Linked DNA regions of Homo sapiens: region 1 is linked to region 2. A link is a contact called in ENCODE Hi-C or POLR2A ChIA-PET data. All regions are on one chromosome and are shown on one strand. The core of a region is the stretch at or near the end of the contact, and the rest is flanking DNA. Distances in the headings are between cores, read along the strand shown. Region 1 overlaps CCDC69 (coiled-coil domain containing 69). Region 2 has its middle 10 kb from the start of RPS14.

Region 1 (6,416 bases), core at 2,548-5,047, 750 kb before region 2:
GCAGGACAGTTGAGGAGCGTGAAGGAAAGCTGCCTCTGCAGCACTCAGCCCCCTGCCCCAACCATCATGGAGATGTTGGCATGTACATGGCCTCCGAGCTGATGATTTTGCCCAACCTAGAAACTAATGCCCACCAATCTTCCTAGCTAAAGCCAGTACAGGCTTCCATGCACAAGGCACTCTGGAAGACCTGTGAGATTAAATACCAGATTTTTGCGTTTGGCAACCTAAAACACACTAGAATAATTCCCAATACTCTCTGCCTTTGAGATACAACCTTTGGTGATATATTTTCTGCACATGTACATGTTTTTAATTCTTTTCCTCTATTGAATTCATGGGTGGCTGATGTAGGTCCCCTGAGAGCCTGACGAGTTCCCAGATACCTAAGGGCTCCCATTTTTGCTTCAGTTGGCTGTTAGGCTTGGGACCTGTGCTTCATGTCAGCACTGTGTTTCTTTTTTGTCATAAAAAGGGAAGAAAAGATGAAATTTTAAATTAATTGCACAGAAACAGGCTGCTATATAAATCAAGACAGTGAAACTCTGGTTAGGAGGGGCTGCCCCCTGACATCTCAGGGTGCATAGATCAGCCAGTGAACAGAAGTCTGAGACCTGCCTGGAAAAGGAGCTCTAAGGGGTCTCAGTATGAAATTCATGAATGTTCATATTCAAAAAATAAACTCGAAGAGTGTAAGTACCCTCCCAACGAAAGGAAGAGCCTCTCAGATGACCCTAGTTCTGGCTCTGACACCTCAGGGTGTACTTGGGCTTCCGTCCACACGGCTGGCACTCGGTCCTCTGCATCATCCTCCCTCAGCACTGTGAGCCGTCCCCAGTGACCAGGGGAGAGGGCCAGACTGGGAGCCCCCACTGCAGCAGGACTGGCAGTGGGGAGGGAGCTCCTGCTGTCCCACCTTGGCAGAGAAAAGGAGCAAGAGAAGATCCATCCATCTTTAGCAGATCTAAACCCATCCATTACCTGAAGACAAGCCATCCTATTTGTCTTGCAAGGTGAATCTTAATCCCTAAAAATAGTTTATCTTGTGTCACCTTATTTTCAAATCTGAACCTTCCAGAACATCTAGGCCAAACACTGTACTATACCTAAAACAGCCATCCACATCCATGCATCCCCCCAAGACAAGTGATATGCAGTCTGACCTACTTCCAGATTTCCTCCTCTCTGCAATGGAGTTTTTTTTCACTGAGTGTACAATGACCTTTGTGGCTTTCCTCGCCATTTTCTACTGCCCCATGTGACCCTGCCCCTGTGCCTTCCTTAAGGAAATGGCCTGGACATCAGAAAAGCTGTTACCTTTACTGGATTCAGTAATGTCCCCTCCTACATTTACATTCACCCAGAACCTGTAAATGCGACATTATTTGAAATAGGGTCTTTGCAGGGGCCATTGAGTTAAAATGAGGTCACATTGGATGGGCCCTAATCCAGTGACTGGTGTCCCAACAAGAAGAGGGAAATTTGGACACAGACACACAGGGAGAAGAGCAGGGAATGAAGTGACACATCTCCCAAGCCAGAGAACGAAGGATTGCCAGCACCCACCAGGATCTGGGAGAGAGGGAGGTAACAGATCCTCCCTCAGAGCCTCCAGAAGAGCCAGCTCGGCTGATACCTTGAATTTACACTTCTAACTTCCAGAACTGTGAGAGAATACATTTCTGTTGTTTTCAGCCACCAAGTGCGTGGTAATTTGTTACAGCAGCTTTAGGAAACTTTCATATCGCAAGGTTAATTGCTCCTTACCCACCCTCTCACCCCCAGCCCCAAGTTGCCAGCAATCAAAAATGACAGCAAGAACCCAGTGCCTCCCTTTGGAACCCATCTTGGCAGCAGAAGAGGCAGCACTGTAAACAAGGAGGTGCCTGGACAGGGCCCATTGCTTTTGGACACCAGCAGCTGCATCTGTAGAGGAAAGAGCACTGGACTGGGAGTCAAGAATGGGGCCTACTTCTTTATATTTTTTATTGATATATAATATTTTACATACTTCTCAGGTACATATGATATTTTGTTAGGTGCATAGACTGTGTAATGATCAAGTCAGGGTATTTGGAGTTTCATCACCTCGAGTATTTATCATTTCTATGTGTTGGGAACGTTTCAAGTCCTCTCTTCTAGCTATTTTAAAGTATACAGTTCATGGTTGCTATGGAACATTAGAATGTAGTCCTTCCATCTGGCTGTATGTTTGTATCGTTTGACCAGCCTTTCTTCATTCCCCGCACCCCACACACACGTCCTTCCCAACCTCTGGTATTCATCATTCTAACAATGGGTCCACTTCTGCCTCTTTTGCTAACTATTCTCTTCCCCAGCCTTGATTTCTCTGTCTGTACCTTGACTCTGGGGGAGGCTTTCAGGTTCCAAGAGAGGTACCTTTTTCTTGTTGTTGTTAATTTCTTTGTATATAAGTAATTCTTGAATGCGTTGTTGCTTTAAAAATCCTAAGAATTGGCCAGGCGTGGTGGCTCACGCCTGTAATCCCTGCACTTTGGGAGACTGAGGCGGGCGGATCACCTGAGGTCAGGAGTTTGAGACCAGCCTGACCAACATGGTGAAACCCCGTCTCTACTAAAAATACAAAAATTAGCCGGGCGTGTGGCACGTGCCTGTAATCTCAGCTACCCAGGAGGCTGAGGCAGGAGAATCGCTGGAACCTGGGAGGCAGAGGCTGCAGCGAGCCGAGATCGCACCACTGCACACCACTCGCTCTAGGTGACAGAGCAAGACTCAGTCTCAAAAAAAAAAAAAAAAAAAAAAAATCCTAATAATTTAGGTAAAATGTAAAATGGAAGCTACCCTTCCTTGACCACAGTAATTTTAGTCCATTCTCTGGAGATGACAACTGTTATCAGTTTGTGCTTTTCTAGGTACTTTTTCCTATGCATTTTTTTATCATTAGTAATAGTTGGCCGGGCATGGTGGCTCACGCCTGTAATCCCAGCACTTTGGGAGGCTAAGGCGGGCAGATCACCTGAGGTCAGGAGTTCAAGATCAGCTTGGTCAACATGGTAAAACCCTGTCTCTACTAAAAATACAAAAATTAGCTGGGCATGGTGGCACATGCCTGTAGTCCCAGTTACTGGGGAGGCTGAGGCAGGAGAATTGCTTGAACCTGGGAGGTGGACGTTGCAGTGAGCCAAGAATACACCACTGCACTCCAGCCTGGGTGACAGAAAAGAAATAGTTTAGTTTGGATATTGGTATTTTACCAAATGCCTTTCCATCTTTGTACATAAAGGTCTACTTCACTCTCTTAAACATATGAATGAAATGACATAGTATTATGTCCCTGAGTATATCCAGCCAGTCCTCAGTTTACAGCATTTCCCTACTGCAAATGGTCCTGCCCTGAGCATCCTGTGCATCCTCCTTGTCCTCACTAATGGGTACTTATTTCTGTTCACAGTGCTACTGTAGAATTAGGAGCATGCTGCGTGCAACTTGGGAGATGGCTGAGCTCTGTCATTCTCTGCTTTCAGGCAATCCCGCCCTCTCTTTTACAACCACCCTTACACTGTCTGCTGAAGAACAGGGGATGGTGTGGAGGGCTCCAGGTTCTCACCCAGGCCTCCTGAGCAAGGGACCCTCCTTTCCTGCTCTCCAGAGAAGCCCCCTCCATGACCAGAGCTAACAGCTGAGTGTGTCAAACTGCCTCTGCCCTGCCCAGAGCAAACAAGCCGGACAGGATCGACAGAAGATGAGATAGCAAGATGACCTCACTCTGCCCCTTCTTCCCCATCCACAGCATGTCAAAACCAGAAGGGCTCTTACGTATCCCATTGCACAATTCCATGCCATGCAGAGGAGGGTACAGAAGCACAGAAAAGGAAGAGTGTCCACTCAAGGTCACACAGCAAGCAGATGGCAAGCTAGGACCTTGGCTCTGGACTCTCAATTTGCCATTGGACTGTGAGACAGGTATCCAGGCGCTCAGCCTCAGATGGCAAGCTAGGACCTTGGCTCTGGCCTTCCAGTTTGCCATTGGACTGGGAGACAGGTATCTGGGCCCTCAGCCTGTCTCTTTCCCCACCCCCATCCAGCTACTGACACCATTTTCTGTCCAGCTCCTTCAGGGTCCTGCCTGCCAGGCTGACCCAAATGCTAGAAATAATGTCTAGTGCTTTTGCCAGCTCCAGGCCCTCTGAGGCAACCAGAACTAGCAGACACCCTGGGAAGCTGATATGGGACAAGAAAACGGGAGCCCTAGGGAGGAAGAAAATAAATAAGGTGTATTAGAAAGGCTTTCTCTAGGCCTCAGTGTCATCGTCTGTGAAGTGAGGCCTTGCACTCAAGGCCCTTCTGATGCTTGTCTGCTGTGGTCTGGCTCACCAGGTGCAGGGGTATTTAAGAAGGAAGTGGTCCTTTGCTCCCCTGAGACACCTCATCAGTTGGTCAGATAGGAGCAGTGGAGACCACATCCGCCCCTGACTTGTGTGCTCTGGGGGTCCTGCAGGTGTTCAGAGCATAGGCCGTGTCCCCGGTGCAGCGGAGTGGTGCAGCCTGGCACTTCTAACTTTAAGTTGGTTGTACAATCACATTGGACTGTCCTCCAGCCAGTGAGGAAATGTTGACCACACACTATATGATATGAAGGGGATGAATTAAATCTTTAATGTCCCTGGCAGTGTTTGAGTTTCAATGACATCAAATTCAGGCATTACTTTGGCAGAATATCTCTGCCCATCTTAGAGATGGGGAGGCTAAGGCCTGTATTTATGGTGTTCTGTCTGAGCTTCTGTAATTCGGGTGTGAACACTAACATTTCTCAACAGCCCTGATCATTTAGGCCCCGCCCTTCCTCCCCGAAGGCCCTGGAGTGGGGCCCCTTGGGCCACACTCCCCGCCTCCTTCCTGCCTCTACCCTCGGCCAATAGGCTCTGACTGTGGTTACTTAGATCCCAGCACTAGTGGTGCTGGGCCAGACACCGGAAAGGCAGCTCTGATATTGAGGAGGGTGTGACCTGAGCCCCTTGAGACTTAGAATCACCTCTCCCCTACAGGCTCAGCTACTCAGATAAAGCTGACCCTGGCATCAGGGGGACGGAAAGGACTCTAGCCTCAGCTGTGAGTCTGGATTCTCCCCAGGGCTCTGCTTCCCTGCTTTGCAGCTTCTGACAAGTTATCTGCCCACCCACCTCTGGGCCTCAGCTTTTCTATCTGGAAAAAGGAGGTGGGGATTGGAGTCAGCTGCCTCCTGGGGCCCTTCCAACCCTGCTCTGGGTTCCCGTAAGCCTTCCTCAGCCAGGATAGGTGTGATAGAACTACATGCTCAGAGGAAGCCAGGCCTGTGATGTATGGGACACGGAGGAGCTGGGTGAACTCTTAAGGAGTCTTCTTTAATTACTAAATTCTCTAAGTTAAGCAGGAACAATGAGGACACAAAGCACTTAATCAGAAATACACAAGCCTTGAAGGCTGACAAACAGAATGGAGTGATGGCTCCCAAAGAGGGCTAGCTCAAGTCTCTGCAGGACAGGCTGAACCTCCCTCAGGGCTACTCTTACCTTCCATCCTACTAGGATTCCCAAGGTAGGGAATAGCTGGGCGGCTTCTATCCAAGTTGCTTCTGCCTAATTCACTCTTGCCTGGTGAGGCTCAGAATTTGAGGGTAGTTGGCCGGGCATGGTGGCTCACGCCTATAATCCCAGCACTTTGGGAGGCCGAGGCGGGTGGATCACTAGGTCAGGAGATTGAGACCATCCTGGCTAACATGGTGAAACCCCATCTTCACAAAAAATACAAAAAAAAAAAAATAGCCGGACATGGTGGTGGGCACCTGTAGTCCCAGCTACTCAGGAGGCTGAGACAGGAGAATGGCGTGAACCCAGGAGGCAGAGCTTGCAGTGAGCCGAGATCACGCCACTGCACTCTAGCCTGGGCAACTGAGCAAGACTCCGTCTCAAAAAATAAAAAATAAAAAATAATTTGAGGGAAGTTTAGGGGTCTATCCCAAAGGCTTGAGTATGTGACTACAGCCATTCACCCCAAAATGCTGCTCCCTGAATAGCATTCAACAGAGCTCCCTGAGGTTCCATTAATGCTGGTGGTCTTTACATGCCATGTAGTAGATAATTTCTTTATGCTTACCAGAGGCTTTCACTTGCCGAACATCAGTGATGCTTTTTAGAATTATAGACTGTTAGAGTTCAGGGTTCTAAAAGATCACCAGTCCAATCTACAGCATGAAGTTTGACTCTCCAACCTCTTCTTGCATGCTACTAATGATGGAGCGCTCACTTCCACCACGATTCCCCACCCTCCAATGAGGCAGCCTACCAGTTTGTGATGGTTCTGAAATTTTTCTTCATACTGAACTGAAACTTCTGGAACCTCCTCATGCTTGGCCACAATCCTGTCCTCCAAGGCTGTAGATGACACGCCAGCAGCTT
Region 2 (5,746 bases), core at 297-2,796:
CCTCTGGTTCTCCTCCTTACTCCTGGCCACTTTATCCTCCTTTCACATCCTCATGCTAAGCTCAGGGCTTTTGCAAAGACTGTTCTTCCTGTCAGGAACCCTTTCCCAATCTTCCCTCATAACTTAGTCCTTATGATTCAGGTCTCTGCTGAAATGTCACCTCCCTGGTGCCCCAGCCTAAAGTAGCCACCCACATAGCTCTCCATCCTGTCTGCAATTTATTCCCTTTATAGTCTGCACCACACTCTGTGACCTTATGTCTATCTGTTAGTTTACTGTTTACTGTCCATCTTCCCTGCTAGGATGTTGACTTGGGCAGGCATGGCCCACATCTGTCCTATTCAGCGCCGAATCCTCAGCGCCCAACCCAGTGCTTGGCTCACAGTATGTGTTCAATAATTATTTGTGGCCAGGTGTGGTGGCTCACACCTGTAATCCTAGCACTTTGGGAGGCCGAGGTGGGTGGATCATTTGAGGTCAGGAGTTCGAGACCAGCCTGGCCAACATGGTGAAACCCCGCCTCTAATAAAAATACAAAAATTAGCCAGTAGTGGCAGGCGCCTGCAGTCCCAGCTACTCGGGAGGCTGAAGCAGGAGAATCGCTTGAACCTGGGAGTTGGAGGTTGCAGTGAGCCAAGATTGCACCACTGGACTCCAGCCTAGGGGGTAGAGAGAGACTCTGTCTCAAAAAAATAAATAAAATAATAATAATTATTATTTATAAAACAATGAATGACTGAATGAATGAATGAATGGACACCAACATCCTAACAACATTCTCTCACCCTTATGTCTCTCCCTCAGCAACCCAGATGAACACAGGTGTTCCCCGAATGTCCTGGTACCTAAGACACCCCAATAGACAGCAAGGGAACCGAGAGAGGCAGGCAGATCCCAAGGCCTTGAAACAAGGACAGATGGAAGTGGCAAGGCCTAGAGAAGAGGAGAAAAGAAAGAAGGGTCGGGCCCAGTGGCTCACGCCTGTAATCCCAGCACTTTGGGAAGCTGAGGCAGGAGGATTGCTTGAGCCCAGGAGTTCAAGATCAGCCTGGGCAACATGGTGAAACCACATCTCTACAAATTAAAAAAGAGAAAAATAAAAAAGGAGGAGGGAGAGAGGAAGGAAAAAGGAGCCCACAGGAAGGAGAGAAGAGGTAGACAAAGAGGGGAGAACTTGTTGAGCGTGGTGATAATCCCATTTCTTCTCCTTATTAGTGAAACTAATAATTACTATTAATACCTGGCCCCTCCCTGGCCCTTTCATCCAGGTGGGTGGGGAGGTTTTGAAGATGAAAGTCTGGGGGGCCTCTCTAGATGCAGGTTTCGGGGATTCACAACTACTAATTAAGCTTGGCAGCCCCTCTAGTTCCCTCCCCCACCCCCGGGGATGCTGCACCAGCAGACTCAATGCCTTTCCAGGTGGGACACAGCAGGGAGCTGCTCCCTGGGCTGGGCCTCCTCCTGAGAGGTGTTGAGTAGCTGCAGTTGTGGGGGATGGGGCTGTCAGGCAAGACAGTCATGAGGAGGTGCCGGAAAGAGGAACCTCACACCAGGTGGCTGAGACTCAGGAGCCCTGCCCCCAGCTGAAATTACAGCCCCATCCCTGAGGCTGCCCCTCATCCCACCCCAGGGTCTGTGTGTCTCTGGACCCTGCCAGATGGTAGTGGGGGAATGGTGCCAAAGGGAGAGGAGGCTCCAACCAGACAAAGAGACAGAGCCAGCATATCCAGCTCCTCCGTGTGGCCCCAGGGGCACCGAGTCCTGCTATCTGGCATCCTCAGGGTCTATTTTGTTCCACCTCCCCTCAAAGAGGCCTCCTCTCTCTAGTGGCATCAGCCAGCCTGTCCTGCACACCTCCGGTGATGAGGCCTTCACTACCTGCCAGACTGTGGGCTGTGTGAAGGGATCTCATCCAATCCCTTGACATAAAATACAACCTAGAGGCTCCTGAGGTTACATCAGCAGTCCTGAACTTTCCAATAAGCTCCAACTGCTTGCCCCATCCTTCTACTAGGATATCACACAGAAGGCTCCAAAAATAGCAGGGCCTGAGCCTGATTCCAGCCTCCACCCAAGTTGTGACCTCCCCCTGGCTCTCCCCACCTTGGTTAATAGCCCCATCATCCACCCGTTGCTCAAGCCTAGAACCTACAATCATCCTCACCCCTCCATCCAATTCATCTGAAAATTCTACAGATTCTGCTTCCAAAGTATCTCTCAGATCTGACCATTGTTCTCCATCTTCACAGCTGCCATCGCGGTCTGAGCCCCCGTCACCTCTCACCAGCGTGACCGTCTCCACCTCCTCCTGCTCCCTCTCTTGCTCACCTTCAGCCAATTCTCCAAAGCCAGAGTAGACTTTCGTTTATTTTTTAAATTTATTTTATTTTTATTTTATTTATTTTATTTTTATTTTTTGTAAAGACAAGGTCTTGCTTGCTAAGTTGCCCAGTCTGGACTCAAACTCTTGGGCTCAAGCGATCCTCCCGCCTCAGCCTTCCAAAGTGCTGGGATTACAGGTGCAAGCCATCACTCCTGGCCCAGAGTGGACTTCTAAAGACAAATCAGAACATGTGGCTCCCTGCTTAAAGCTCTTCACTGCCTTCCCATGCAATCAGAATATAATCTACAGTTGGCCGGGCGCAGTGGCTCACGCCTGTAATCCTAACAGTTTGGGAGCCCGGAGCGGGTGGATCATTTGAGGTCAGGAGTTTGAGACCAGCCTGGCCAACATGGTGAAACCCTGTCTCTACTAAAAATACAAAAATTAGCCGGGCGTGGTGGCACGTGCCTGTAATCCCAGCTACCTGGGAGGCAGAGGTTGCAGAGAGCCGAGATCGCGCCACTGCACTCCAGCCTGGGCGACTGAGCAGAACTGTTTCAAAATAATAATAATAATAATAATAATAATAATAATAATAACAACAACAACAACAACAACAACAACAACGATAATAATAAATCTACACTCCTTGACAAGGCAGGGCCTAGCAGGCCCAGAGGATCTGGCCCCTGCCCTCAGGGACAGCCCTAACACTCTTCTCTCTCCTGGCCCCAGCCCCGCCTCCTTGCAGTTCCTCGGGCTCCTCCCAATTTTGGCAGCCTGTGCACTGCTGTCCTCTCTGCCCCTAAGGCTGCTCCTCCAGCCCTCCTCATGGCTGCACCTCGCACGCTTCAGGTCTCAGCTTCCATATCTCCTCCTGAGCCCTCCCTGTGCCTGAGCCCTGCCCACCTCGAGAGTGAGCCTACCTTGGAATCTTCTCAGGTGTGCGTATTTCCTTCATAGCCCTTACCACAATCTCTAATAATAAAGTTGTTGGCAGGCTTATCTGTATAACGCCTGGCTGTCTCCCCATTAGGTTGTCCCTTCCGTGGGGAAGGAGACCCATGTCTGTGTTATCCGTTGCTTTATCGCTCACCAGTGCCTGGCACACAGTAGGTGCTCAATAAACCCGCTGAATGAATAAACGACTCGGGATCCATGCCCTGGCACTGCCAGCCATTGGGCTGCCCTGGCACTGCCCTTCCCTTTGGATGGACTGAGCGCAGGCCCTCTGCGAGCTGGCCTGCGGCAGGCAGGGCACACAGAGGCCGGGTGCCATCTTTGTCCACTTCACCACCCTGAACCAGCTGAGTGACCTGGGCGCAGCCCTGACCTCATCCTACTTAAAGCTTCCCGCTGAGTAAAATGAGAATAATAATCTGAGCTCCTGGGGTGTGATGGGACACAAAGGGAGAATGTACATCAAGGCCGTCGTCACATCACAACCACATCCTAGGACGTCCCAACCATCTTCTGGGCTTAGACACCTCACCCTGCGCCTTCCGCCCACCCTCCACCCTCCACCCTCCACCCTCCACCCTCCACCCTCCACCCTCCACCCTCCACGTGTACCTGCCCCGCCGAGGCGGGTCCTTCCCCTGCAGCACGGAGATCTGGCGCCATCTAGCGGGCACTTCGGGAAGAGCGGGCGTTCCCCGCCCCTGTATTCCACGCACCGTGGGTGGGGCCGCACCCCGGGACCCCGCCCCGACATTCCTCACTGAGCAGAGTTGGGCCCAGGATCAAACCGAGGATCTGCCTCCGTTGGGTCAGAGCGAGGGAGACCTCTCACCCACCGCCCCCAAGGCCCAGGCCCCAACCTTTGATCTTACCTCCCACCCACCCCCTCCCCTCAGCACAGAGACTTCTCCCGAATCCCTGAATGATCCCAGGTCCCCTTTGATTCAAGACCTTTCCACGTGCTGTTTCGTGAGCTGGGAGTTTTCTTTTTCTTTTCTTTTTTTTTTTTTTTTTTTTTTTTTTGAGACAGAGTCTTGCTCTGTCGCCCAGGCTGGAGTGCAGTGGCACGATCTCGGCTCACTGCAAGCTCCGCCTCCCGGGTTGACGCCGTTCTCCTGCCTCAGCCTCCTGAGTAGCTGGGACTACAGGCGTCCGCCACCACGCCTGGCTAATTTTTTTATTTTTTTAGTAGAGACGGGGTTTCACCATGTTAGCCAGGATGGTCTCGATCTCCTGACCTCGTGATCCACCCGCCTTGGCCTCCCAAAGTGCTGGGATTACAGGCGTGAGCCACCGCGCCCGGCCTGAGCTGGGAGTTTTCTCCCACCCTCTTCTTCCTGTCCTGGCTGTCTCCTACTCCCATTTTGGGCCCTCCAGCAAGGCCCCTGAGCAAGCCAGAGCCCTCCGTATCCCCCGTTCCTTACTTTGTCCTTGTTTCTTGCCCATATTCCCTGCTAGACAAAGCCCCTTGGCAGCAGGCCGTGACACGGTCACTGTGTGGCGAGTGCTGAGATGACAGGTCCTGGGGCACACAGGGGCTCCCATCAGTTGCTCGCAGACCGCGTGTGAGTCCTGTGAGCACGGGGAGCAGGTGAATTACAGCCCTGGAGGACGAAGCCTGCCGGTCTCTAGAGGGGCATTGCTACAGAGGGAGCCATCTCCAGGCCTTTTGTAGCCCCTCCTCCCCTGGACCCTGGAGGGTGTGCACCTGGCCTAATCCCCAACACACACACCGCCGCTCTCCCTTGTGTGCCACACTTACACACGCAGACTAGCGCTCATGTGTGTTCTGGGGCTCAGACCAGCAATAGACCCATGACTCCACGACAGCTTCACAGCAGCCAACACTTTTGAGAAGGTCCTCCCTCCAAGTCCCAGGACCACCTGGGCCACAGTTGGTGTCTGATTCCTGGCTGTGTGTCCTGGTGAGCAAACTCACCCTCTCTGAGCCACAGCTTCTTCCCACCCTTCCTCTGTTGCATTTGCAAACTACCCTTCAAGGGGAGGAGGGGATAGAGCTCCTGGACAAATGACAGTATGAGCTGCTGCCGAGAATGGGGAGCACGGGGCCTTCCAGGTTGAGCTTGAGGACCCAGGAAAGGGCTTGGCTTCTGCTGCTGCAGGCTAATTCCTTGCTCTTCCTTCATCCAATCAACAGATATTTACAAAACACCTGTACCTGAGGTTACACGAATTGGGCTCTGGAGTCAGACTGCTTGGGCCCAGATCCTGGTGCCCCACTTAGAGCTGTTGACCTTTTCCTTGTGTCCTCAGTTATAACGGGGGGGATTAAACATTTTCTACCTCCTGTGGTTGTTGAGAGGAAGCTGCTTGCTTTCCACTTCCGGAATGAGAACTTTCTCCAGCTCCTGCTGCCACATTTGCCCCCACCGTCTTCCTTCCTCATTAGCACCTGAGGTGAGCTGTCCACATTCCTGCCTAAAGCCGATGCCTCCACATGCG

Evidence for each region. A loop is a pair of places that touch in the nucleus more often than their neighbours do. ChIA-PET counts read pairs that join two places held with the same protein, here RNA polymerase II (POLR2A). Pooled maps may share reads with other maps.
Region 1: a pooled map shows a loop between it and region 2 (7-fold over the local background). The contact joins two enhancer-like sites. A Hi-C loop is called at or near these places in 2 of 37 single-sample maps with no recorded cell type and 5 of 50 pooled maps. POLR2A ChIA-PET finds 5 or more read pairs at or near these places in 2 of 52 experiments (OCI-LY7 and activated B cell).

What each region holds. Positions count from the first base shown.
Region 1 is chr5:151,212,777-151,219,192 of GRCh38, reverse strand. All of the region lies in intron 1 of CCDC69 (coiled-coil domain containing 69), which reads left to right. LOC105378230 (a long non-coding RNA gene) reads right to left here. Exons shown (of 4, transcript NR_160730.1): 2 at 6,304-6,416. Among named protein-coding and RNA genes, the nearest start is that of CCDC69, 8.1 kb to the left of the region's middle. RefSeq lists enhancers at 4,246-4,305, 4,656-4,705, 5,486-5,565, 5,576-5,625, 6,336-6,416. Within about 2 kb of position 3,797, at least 11 of the 41 ENCODE cell types and tissues checked have a DNase peak (open chromatin) inside an H3K27ac peak, as active enhancers do; they include OCI-LY7, where a contact is called at or near this core.
Region 2 is chr5:150,457,216-150,462,961 of GRCh38, reverse strand. No RefSeq gene overlaps it. Among named protein-coding and RNA genes, the nearest start is that of RPS14, 10 kb to the right of the region's middle. RefSeq lists enhancers at 1,578-1,897, 1,691-2,317, 3,087-3,186 and a silencer at 3,991-4,060. Within about 2 kb of position 1,546, at least 6 of the 41 ENCODE cell types and tissues checked have a DNase peak (open chromatin) inside an H3K27ac peak, as active enhancers do; they include OCI-LY7, where a contact is called at or near this core.